Linked DNA regions of Homo sapiens: region 1 is linked to region 2. Evidence: chromatin contacts called from ENCODE Hi-C or POLR2A ChIA-PET data. All regions are on one chromosome and are shown on one strand. The core of a region is the stretch at or near the end of the contact, and the rest is flanking DNA. Distances in the headings are between cores, read along the strand shown.

Evidence for each region. A loop is a pair of places that touch in the nucleus more often than their neighbours do. ChIA-PET counts read pairs that join two places held with the same protein, here RNA polymerase II (POLR2A). Pooled maps may share reads with other maps.
Region 1: a pooled map shows a loop between it and region 2 (13-fold over the local background). The contact joins two enhancer-like sites. A Hi-C loop is called at or near these places in 2 of 37 single-sample maps with no recorded cell type and 4 of 50 pooled maps. POLR2A ChIA-PET finds 5 or more read pairs at or near these places in 1 of 52 experiments (activated naive CD8-positive, alpha-beta T cell).

Annotation. Positions count from the first base shown.
Region 1 is chr1:172,340,437-172,346,497 of GRCh38, reverse strand. The region is part of intron 17 of DNM3 (dynamin 3); the gene reads right to left. Among named protein-coding and RNA genes, the nearest start is that of C1orf105, 77 kb to the left of the region's middle. RefSeq lists an enhancer at 3,725-3,834. Within about 2 kb of position 3,142, at least 13 of the 41 ENCODE cell types and tissues checked have a DNase peak (open chromatin) inside an H3K27ac peak, as active enhancers do.
Region 2 is chr1:169,697,274-169,702,639 of GRCh38, reverse strand. SELL (selectin L) reads left to right here. Exons shown (of 9, transcript NM_000655.5): 7 at 952-1,080. Among named protein-coding and RNA genes, the nearest start is that of SELL, 12 kb to the left of the region's middle. Within about 2 kb of position 2,784, at least 4 of the 41 ENCODE cell types and tissues checked have a DNase peak (open chromatin) inside an H3K27ac peak, as active enhancers do.

The DNA.
Region 1 (6,061 bases), core at 1,893-4,392, 2.6 Mb before region 2:
CTAAAATATAAAGATGATCCCATGTTTAAATGTCTTCACTGATTCCACAGTGCTCTTCAGATAAAGTCTTCCAGCCCTTGGCATACAAGGCCCAGCACGATTTGCTCTCTGTCTACCTCCCTGGCCCCTCAGTCTTCACTGTACACCTTCACATGCACTTCATGCAGCCATAGCTATGGACCTTCAGTTACGCCAATAAACTCTCATTTCTCTGAATTTTTACTTATACTGTTACTCTGTCTGGGATGCATTCTCTTTTCCATAGCTTTCTTCCTGATTCTTACTTTTGAAGTGACCATTCAAAAGTCACTTTCTCTTCAAAGCATTTGCTAATCTACATCTTTTTCTTTCTTTCTTTTTTTTTTTTTTTTTTTTGAGACGGAGTCTCGCTCTGTCGCCCAGGCTGGAATGCAGTGGCACGATCTCGGCTCACTGCAAGCTCCGCCTCCCAGGTTCACGCCATTCTCCTGCCTCAGCCTCCTGAGTAACTGGGACTACAACCACGCCCACAAGCACGCCCGGCTAATTTTTTTGTATTTTTAGTAGAGACTGGGTTTCACTGCGTTAGCCAGGACGGTCTCGATTTCCTGACCTCGTGATCCGCCCGGCTGCTAATCTACATCTTTGCTTGTTAGGAAAATGTAATTTAGGTACCTCTCATCTCCACCTCCTAACATAACGATGATAGCAGTTATGTTACAAGGTGATATGAAATTATTTTCTTATCAGTCTCCCCCTAAACTGGGAACCCTGGGAACAGGGACTATTTCATGCCCAGAATCAAGCATGATGCTGGACACATGGAAGGTGCTAACTAAATGTCTATATAATGAATAAGTAAATCAAGTGGCACAAATACACTTAAAAGTCAGGTATTTGATAAAGAAGACTTGTTCTAATGGATAACAGTGTGTGTGCATATGTGTATGTATGTATATGTATGTGTGATTTAGATTATCTGCTCTTTAAAATTATGCAGAATTTTTGACTTCACATCAATAAAAAGAATGAGAACTACTTTCCATTTTGATGTGCTTGACTTTGGAGCCAAATTAATAAGGAGAGAAGGGAGTAGTTCACTTAGGAAGCCCTTCATTCTCACTTGGCTGAGAACTGTTTTGTCTTCCAACATTATTGTCTCTAATATAATCAGTTTCCCTTTCTGAAGAAACCTCAAATAAGAAAGCAAGACACAGCTGAGAAAATATGTTTTGAGAACTAAATATTTTTAACTGTGATGAAACTAAAGCTTTTTGTTTAATTCCTTTCTATGAAATGAGAAACAGAAACTCTCAACTAACTGTTAGGGTTTCAGGCTAATGCCTCTGAACTTTCGAGAAAGACAATTCTTATTCCCTCTATGATTATAATTATGTTTTCTTTTCCAAGCTATATTTTAAAAGAATGCCAGTTTAGAGAAAAACTCTAGGCACATCTGATGTGGACATGAGACCCTACATATTAATGATCAACAGATAGAATAAAACTTTTATAAGGCTATAAAATATGAAGTATTCTGAAAGCTTTTGGTACTAGTATGCTTAATGGAATACAATTAATAGAATGCTTCTTTAGAAAAACACATTTTGTGATTTTTTTTGTGAGCACATGTACACATATACATGTATGTTGGTAATGGAATATAGAATTCTGATGGCTATTTTTCTTCAAAATTCAAATCAACCATTAATATTTTGAAGTGATTCCTCGTCTATTTCGAGTTTGAGCTGAGTCTCATCATAAAACACTGTGAGAAAGGAAACAAACTGCATAGATTCCATTTGGCAAATCAGAGGCCTGTAGATCTGACTGTGGTTCAGCCGCTGGCGCCATCAGTTCGGCTCCAAATCAAAAGCTGTGGAAGGAGGTAATTAGCAGGGACTCTAGACCACTCAGTTGGCAACAGCAGGCTTCTTATAGCCACTGGGAAAGTGGGTGGGAAGGGGTTCAGAAATATTCTGTAAAACAACATTTCTCCTTCAGAATAGAAGATTGCAATTATAGGGCCATTTTCGTGGGGAAAAAGCCAACTTTAACGCTTGTTTTAACACATTTGTGAAGGTGTCAATATTTAAAGAGAAAGTTCAGCCACTACCAAGGGAAATAATTACAGCCTCTAGTTCAATAAGAAGACGAGAATAGAAGACAATACCTTCTAACCCACTCACAACAGTAAAAGGGTAACATAACCTGGGCAGAGCAACCACTCACAATTCTTGGCAAAATATGGTTGCAATTCCTCATCCCATTAATTCCAGCAGAAATTAAACCAATGAGAGGCATTTTTTGCCAACGCAATGAAAATATAATTATGTAAGTCACTTTCAGAGGATGAAGTCCTCTGAATCTTGCCTGGCCGGGCTGTTGATTTTTCAAACTTGAGTGCTCAATGGAAAGAAATTGGCTACATTCGAGCTGCTCAATTTGGCTGTAGACGTGATCATTTACAGATGAAGGCAAAGCAGCCCTGAAGTGAACAGAAGATGAGAAGACTGCGTTCCAAATTGACCAGCTGAAGGAAAGTTTATATTTTAAAAAAACAATTACTTGGTCAGTGACTCATGGGGAAAGAATTCTTAAGCTTTCTTCAGGGAAACCCCAGTAAATAACATGTAAAAATAAAATGGAGATGGTGTTATCTGTTTGGTTGAGCCGTTCAGTTCACATAATAAACCTTTTGGCAAAAAAAAGGACCATTCTGAACACGATTATTCTCTCCGGGAAATCCCCAAACAGTAAGAACTACTGTGGCTTCCTTAAAATTTTACAGAATATTTTGTATCTCAGACTTGCATGTGAAATAAAAACTTGGAAGAAATATGGGAAAAAATCTGCTTTTTGTTATAGGGTTGAGGATTTTTCAGCTGGCTGCTTCTATGATTCACACTGCACTCGACTCCTCTGAAACTCAAAACCACATATCATAAAAAGCAACATGGGCTCGAGTTAGTCTTCCTGCTTTGTCCCTAGGAGAACTGACTGCTCTAAGTATGCCCCACAAGACACACAAGAGAAATGAATGAAAAGTTATCGGCCTGCATCAATTTACTGGAATATGGTGTAAATCATATACTTTAAAGGACAGCTGGAATTTTACTTTTTTTTTTTAAAGTGGATTTCACTGACATAATCTATAACAGTTTCAGTTCCTCTCTTTTTAATTAGTAAAAGCTTTTGGAATTTTGTTGTTTTTAGTCTCTAAGAACATCGCAAGAAAAAAAGGTTGAGAAAATATGTTATAAATGATTAAAGAAAGCCCTGCTTGCTGGTGCTAGGAATAGTTAAAGCTTCTCTATTCCCCAACCCCCTGCCCAGAATGCTTTGTTAAAGCCACACGGTGTCTAATCAGCATGTCTTTAGATTATTTTATGTTAATTGAAATTATGGTTAGTCTTAGAGGTTAATGTATACATGCACATGTGGCTTCAAAGCCTTCCCAAATTACTGGCTTAGCTCCTTCGCCTTAGGGAGGCCTGATCTGTGATAAAACTGACCGCATTAAACCAAGTTTATTGCTATGGAGTTTAACATAATGGAGAAAATATATTTTGCAGGTTTCTTTAAGAATTCCCCATTCTAAAACGCTCTCTTAGGATCCCTCAAAAAAGGTAAGAAAAAAAGAGGAAATGTAAAAGGGAAGGACAAAGAAACTGACTCATATCAGAAACAATAGCTTTACAGATTACTAAGAAGCAATGGAGAAGGCAAAGAACAAGACTGTCATAGATTGTGACTTCTACAACATGTTTACTTTTTTTTCCCTTTAACTTTTATTTTAGGTTCAGGGGTACACATGCAAGTTTGTTACATAGGTAAGCTCATGTCATGGGGGTTTGGTGTACCAACAATAGGTATTTTTCTGATCCTTTCTCTCCTCCCACTCTCCACCCTCAAATAGGCCCCAGTGTCTGTTGTTTCTCTCCTTGGGTCACTTGTTCTCATTATTTGACTCTCACTTATAAATGAAAACATGTAATATTTGGTTTTCTGTTCCTGTGTTCATTTGCTAACGATAATGGTCTCTAGCTTCATCCATGTTGCTGCAAAGGACATAATCTTGTTCTTTTTAATGGCCGCAGAGTATTTTATGGTGTATATATACTACATTTTCTTTATCTAGTCTACCACTGATGAGCATTTAGGTTAATTCCATATCTTTGCTATCATGAATAGTGCTGCAAGGAACATATGCATGCATGTGTCCTTATGGTAGAACAATTTATATTCCTTTGGGCCTGTAACCAATAATGGAATTGCTGGGTCAAATTGTAATTCTGTTTTTATTCTTTGAGGAAACGCCACACTGCTTTCCACAATGGTTGAACTAATTTACATTCCCACCATCAGTGTATGAACATTCCCTTTTCTCTGCAACCTCGCCACCATCTGCTATTTTTTTATTTTTTTAATAGTAGCCATACTGACTGGTATGAGATGCTATCTCATTTTGGTTTTGATTTGAATTTCTCTTCTCTAATGATTAGTGATGTTGAACATTTTTTCATATGCTTATTGGCTGGATGTATCTTCTTTTGAGAAGTGTCTGTGTGTGTCCTTTGTGTACTTTTTAATGGGATTGTTTGGTTTTTGCTTGTAAATTTGTTTAAGAAGTTCCTTATAGACACTGGTTTGGTTTTATTGCAATTGCTTTTGGCGTCTTCGTCAGGAAATATTTGCAAATTCCTATGTCCAGAATGGTATCGCCTAAGTTATCTTCCAGGGTTTTTATACTTATAGATTTTACATTTAGGTCTTTAATCCATCTTGAGTTAATTTTCGTTTATGGTGAAAGAAGGGGCCCAATTTCAATCTTCTGCATATAGCTAGCCAGTTATCCTAGGTCCAGTTAGGGAATAGGGAGTCCTTTCCCCAATGCTTTTATCAGCTTTGTTGAAAATTAGATGGCTGAAGGTGTGCAGCATTATTTCTGGGCTCTCTATTCTGTTCCATTAGTCTATACGTCTGTTTTTGTACCAGTACAATGCCGTTTTGATGACTGTAGCCCTGCAGTATAGCTTGAAGTTGGGTAACATGATGCATCCAGCTTTATTCTTTTTGCTTAGGATGGCCTTGGCTATTCAGGATCATTTTTGGTTTATCTGAATTTTATACTAGATTTTTCCAATTCTGTGAAGAATACTACTGGTAGTTTAATAGGAATAGCATTGAGTCTACAAATTGCTTTAGGCAGTATGGCCATTTTAATGATATTGATTATTCCTATCCATAAGTATGGAATTTGCTTCCATTTTCTTGTGTCATCTCTGATTCCTTTTAGCAGTGTTTTGTAATTCTCATTGTAGAGATCTTTCACCTCCCTGGTTAGTTGTATTCCTAGGTATTTTATTCTTTTTGTGGCAGCTGTGAATGGGATTGATTTCCTGATTTGGCTCTTGGCTTGGATGTTGTTGGTGTGGGAATACTGATTTTTGTATGTTGATTTTGTATCCTGAAACTTTGCTGAAGTTGCTTATCAGCTCAAGGAGCTTTTGGGCAGAGACTATGGGGTTTACTAGGCATTGATGGCACATATTTCAATAATAAGAGCCATCTCTGACCAACCCACAGTCAACAACATACTGAATGGACAAAAGCTGGAAGCACTTCCCTGAAAACCAGCAGAAGACAAGAATGCCCTCTCTCCCAACTCCTATTCAACACAGTATTGGAAGTCTTGGCCAGAGCTATCAGGCAAGAGAAAGAAATAAAAGATATCCAAATAGGAAGAGGAAGTCATACTGTCCCTGTTTGCAGATGACATAATTCTGAAAACCCCATAGTCTATCTAGAAAACACCATAGTCTCTGCTTCCCCCTTCCCCAACTGAAATGTCTCATTGCATTGATTTAGTGAAGGGAAATTCTACTCCATGAATCAATGAAATGTGCTTAACACAATTTATTCTAATTTATTCTTCACTTTGTGTCATGAAGATCGTAAAGTTCATAGTGAATGCACCATGTTTGTCAGTGACCCATCAGGAAAAGCTCCTAAGAATGGTCAGCATAAACCTCAATGGTGATCTTGTAAAGCAGACCAGTGGGAGCTAGGCAGGGGACCA
Region 2 (5,366 bases), core at 1,535-4,034:
GGGCCAGGGAGTAGAGTGGATGAGCAGAGAGAGGCAGGGAGGCCTTTAGCAGAGGACTGTGTATTAGGCCTATCAGAGACATTTCCCTTTAAGGCCTAGCTAGTGTTCATTTCCTCCTCATCTTCATCAAGCCAACAGGTACCTTCTGTCTGGAGCTCCTGGGAACTTGAGCCTTCTCTCAATCATATATTTGGGTGTGGGGATCAAATCACCTTGAAAAGGTTCATCAAAGTAATGGGAAGAACTAAGGATAGAATCAGACCCTCTGCCAATATGTAAAAAAGTAGATTCCTTCAAATGTTAGTATCAGGAGACAGATTTTTTTTTATACCAGTATTTTCAAATAGAGGCTCCCAAATGAACTTAGTTTACACTTACAAGAGTATCTCTAAACATGCCCTTTTACTTATTCGTGAAGGAAGTAGAGGGAAGTGGTAACTACTGCATTGGAAAGAAATTAGTGCAGGTCCTTGGCATGTAAAAATCAAGTGCTTATTTTTGCACAACTGCTTTAAAGTAAAAGCATTAATGATTTCCTTTGACTGGTGAATTATCCAGTTCAGATCATTGGCTTTTATTTTTCCTGAAGTTGTATTAGGCTTTTAGCTCTTCTCTGTGTTTCAGAGTTCCAGTCATTGAACAAGTCCATGGAGCTAAATACAACGATGACCATTCTTGCCAACATTTTTAGGTGCATTTTCAGGAACTCTATGAACCACAAATCTGGGCATTGAGATTCTGTAGGCATTAGACTAGCAAGGCTGGTCCAGTCTTTGCCTATGCTGTAGACTCATCAGGGGCCTTCCCATGCCAGTTTCCTCATCTGTCAAATGGCATCAAATGGGCTACTACTGGGAGATGTAAGGAGGAAAAAAGTCAAATATCATGAGATAGACTAAGGAAATAATGCTGGTGGTCTCATGCTATGTGCCTTACTGATTTCTCTTTCAGAATTGGACAAAAGTTTCTCAATGATTAAGGAGGGTGATTATAACCCCCTCTTCATTCCAGTGGCAGTCATGGTTACTGCATTCTCTGGGTTGGCATTTATCATTTGGCTGGCAAGGAGATTAAAAAAAGGTATGTGAGTTTAACTTCACATGAAAAGAACACAACTTTAAAGTGAAAAAGAAAAAAAAAAGAAACCCACAGGAAATTAAATGTGATAGATTCAACACAAGCAGGATGCCAAGCTTTACATTCTAGAGCCATCAGTCCCTGGAGACATGTAAATCAGCCCAGGACACACCTTCATTAAAACAGGTTGGCTGATTTTCGCTTTTCATCTGATAAACTTTTAAAAATGTCTATTACCTTCAAGGCAGCTTGCTAGGCTGATAACAACTAAGTGAGATATTCTAATGGTTCTTTGCTCTTATGTAATTCTTTAATACTTTTTTTTTTTTGAGACAGAGCCTCACTCTGTCACCAGGCTAGAGTGCAGTGGTGCAATTTCAGCTCACTGCAACCTCCGCCTTCTGGGTTCAAGCTATTCTCCCACCTCAGCCTCCCAAGTAGCTGGGACTACAGGAGCGTGCCACCATGCCCAGCTAATTTTTTGTATTTTTAGTAGACACGGGGTTTCACTGTGTTAGCCAGAGTGGTCTCGATCTCCTGACCTCGTGATCTGCCTGCCTTGGCCTCCCAAAGGGCTTGGATTACAGGTGTGAGCCACCACGCCTGGCCTGCTCTTAATTAATTCTGAAAAAATGACACACTATCTCTGTCCTCTAAGAGCCTACATGCCTTGGATTTCAATGCTACAATTCCACTAGGAAGTGGGTCTAATGTCCACTAAGGTTTCAAGGCACTGCTCCCAAATACCTGACCTCTTCAAGAGTCACCTGGTTCCCAACACATGGGCATTGCATTAACCCTGGGAGAAATTCCCATGTATTCTCCCAAGTATCTATTCACCAAGGCCACAGCTCTAACCAAATGCACCATATATGCTTTCCAACCATCCGTCACTGGAGAGGAAAAGAGAAGGAGGACTGCCTTGAGAAGTTAACATCTGCTGCCCAGATTATCACTCCCTTTACCTTAAGGCATGAGTGTGTCTCAGCTTTAAAGTGTGAGCAACCCACTAGCCTGCAGCAGGCCTTGGGTGTATGGTGCCACATTTGGCCAAACTCACCTGGAAGAACCATTCAAGGCTGTAACATTCATGGACATTGGGCAGCTTTTAAGATATACCTGTTTTGGCCAGGTGTGGTGGCTCATGCCTGTAATCCCAGCACTTTGGGAGGCCGAGGCGGGCGGATCATGAGCTCAGCAGTTCAAGACCAGCCTGGCCAACATGGTGAAACCCTGTCTCTACTAAAAATACAAAAATTAGCCAGGCGTGGTGGCGGGCACCTGTAATCCCAGCTACTCGGGAGGCTGAGACAGAAGAATCACTTGAACCCGGGAGGCGGAGGTTGCAGTGAGCTGAGACCGCACCATTGCACTCCAGCCTGGTGACAGAGTGAGACTCTGTCTCAAAAAAAAAAAAAAAAAAGATATACCTGTTTCAAGTTCAGGGATGATCTCGAAACAATTGCTAACCAACTGCTCTGTGTTGCCTTTCTGTGGGCTCAGTTGATTGTCATTTTAATTTTCCTTCCATCAAATTAGTTAGTACGTATTCTGTTCACTGAATATGGTATGTAAAGGTTGCCCCCTGTCCATTTACACTGGCAATTACAAAAATATTATTTATCAGTCCCTAATTGCGTGCCACTCTGATCTTATCTTTCATTTAAATTTGAGAATAGTGGGCGCTAGGTAAGTTTTCTAACCAATCCAGAAAGACAAAGTGTGTGAGGGGGGTGGGGATTGTTGATATGCAAGAACTTCATTAGCTATGTATAACCTGAGAGCACTGAGCAGTTAAAATGTCTCTGCCCTTGCTATTAGAAATTCTGTGCTGATTGAATCTCACTATCTTATAGTATTATACAGTACTAAGTACTATACAGTACTAAGTATAAGTATCAAGTACTGCATTAAGGCAAAAGAAGAATGACAGTTTTCTCCAACCACTGATTATTCTTTCCATTGAGACTTCAAATCTTGACCCCGGTTGTCCTGTCTTTCTTCCTACCTTGGGCGATGATGGCAGAACTGACGGATAGAGAACAGGGTGGGTTATTACACACTGCCCCCTGGGATAAGGTGGCTATTGTCTAAATAATTTTAAGGACTTTGGGGCTGTAAGTCACCTTAATAAGGAAGCTATTTATTTCCGAATTCTAAAATCTTTTAATAAGTGTTTGTAGAATCAAAAGAATAGAATCAAACTCATTTGCATGTAGTGAGGGGTTAGCTGGCTAAGGCTGTTTTATAAGCAAGGGTAAAAAAATTAGAGGGGTTGTTTTTAAATTTTTTACCTTGGAGTCATTTCTGTACAAGATCTCAAACCGATAACTTGAAAACTGCTGTGGGAATCAGTGTGGGGCAAACAGGAAACAGATAACGGGCAGTTAGGCTAGTTACAGTTATGCCAACAAAGAAAACAGAAGCCCCAAAAGATCACTGGCTTGGTAGGAAGCTTAGGGTATCTTTAAGATAACATTAAATAGTCTTCATCTGTGGGCCAGGCACCTTGGCTGTCACCTCTAATCCCAGCACTTTTGGAGGCTGAGGCAGGAGGATTACTTGAGCCCACGAGTTCAAGACCAGCCTGGGCAACATGGCGAAACCACATCTCTACAAAAATACAAAAAATTAGTCAGGCATGGTAGCATGCACATGTAGTCCCAGCTACCCAGGAGACTGAGGTGGGAGGATCACTTGAACCCAGGAGGTCAAGGCTGCAGTAAGCCATGACAGCACCACTGCACTCCACAACAGAGTGAGGCCCTGTCTCAAAAAAAAAAAAAAAAAAAGTCTTCATTTATAAAACAACATCTTCCATTTTCACCAACTTACAAATGATTCTGCTTTCCAAAGATTTTAGTTGTAGGTTGGTCCTTTAAAACATGAAGAGTATTTTTCCTATGGAGGCAATGGTAGAAATAATGGCTACATTCCCAGGCTAAATCTAAGACAAAATATAGTTAATGGCATTTACAAGGATAAAAGTAAAAAGTCATAAATCTCTATGTGTGTGTTTAGGTGTGTGTGTGTGTCTATGTGTGTGTGTATATGTATATATATACACAGAGAGAGAGAGAGAGAGAGAGAGAATTTATAGGCTTTTTGGGTTCTAATAGTTAGAAAAAGGGCACAGGTAACTATTTAGAGCATGGTAGCCAATGAAGTGACTAGAGCCTTCACCCCTATTCTTCTGTCCTCAGATGAATCTTCTGACTCTAGCACTTTGTCCCCTGCCCTAGTAGTCTTAGTATGGAGACTTTCCCTCCTTTCTTTTAGGAAAGGAATAAGGAACAGTTCCAGAAACATGTGTCCTTGTGCATGGGCTCATCTAGACACATTTTGTGCACCAGGCATTATCATTTTCTGATTAGTCACTACCATTGGCCCTGTTTGGTAAATAAGGAAACCAGGGCAATGATGTTTTAGGCCAAATCTCAAAAATACCATATCAGCAGGACCCAGAGTCAGAGATTAGACTCCAGTCCAGATACATCTTCTAAAATCACTGGTCTTCAGATTTGTGAACTGGTTTTTTCCTCGGTTGGAAGAATTTCCCACCAGAACCAACACACAGGGTTAGACCAGGGCATGAAACTGAACACATGCCCCCTTAGTTCCTTTTTCTTCAAAATGAAACTCTCTCAGTAGGAACAGATTCTTACTCATCTATTGCTGTTAGGTTCATCATCCCTAAAAAAAATATTTATGTGAAGCTAACCAGAATCTGAAATTAATTCAGATTTGATTCCCCCTGCTCAAGTGCACTTGGTCATCAGCAGGCTGAATTTTAGAAGAAAAGATTTCAAATAGTAGTCTTTAATACTTTAAAGGATTAAAACAGTAATGCAACACTGTCTACGTGCTAGGACCTGAACTAAATACTTGGAAATATTTTATTTTATCAACCCAATGAGGATGATACAATTATTATGCCTCTTTAACAGATGAAGAAATTGTAGTTTAGAAAAGAAAGTAGCTGTTCAAATACACACTACACTACAGGTGGCAAAATAGGGCTTTCACCTGGGTAGGATGATTCTAGAATGCCACTTTACAGCCACTGAAATATATTGCCTCCCAAATGATTCTTTCTGCTCAAAGAGTTTTTTTTAAGTTATCTACTTATTTATATTCTGCTTTTTTCAAAAAGAATGTGAGAACAGTACAAAATGTGTTCAGTATAGCAAATTAAAATTAATTAAAAAGTAAGAAAAAGAAGCCAATTTGGGCAACCCACTCGGGTCCCCTTCCACGCTGTGGAAGCTTTGTTGTTTCGCTCTTCGCAA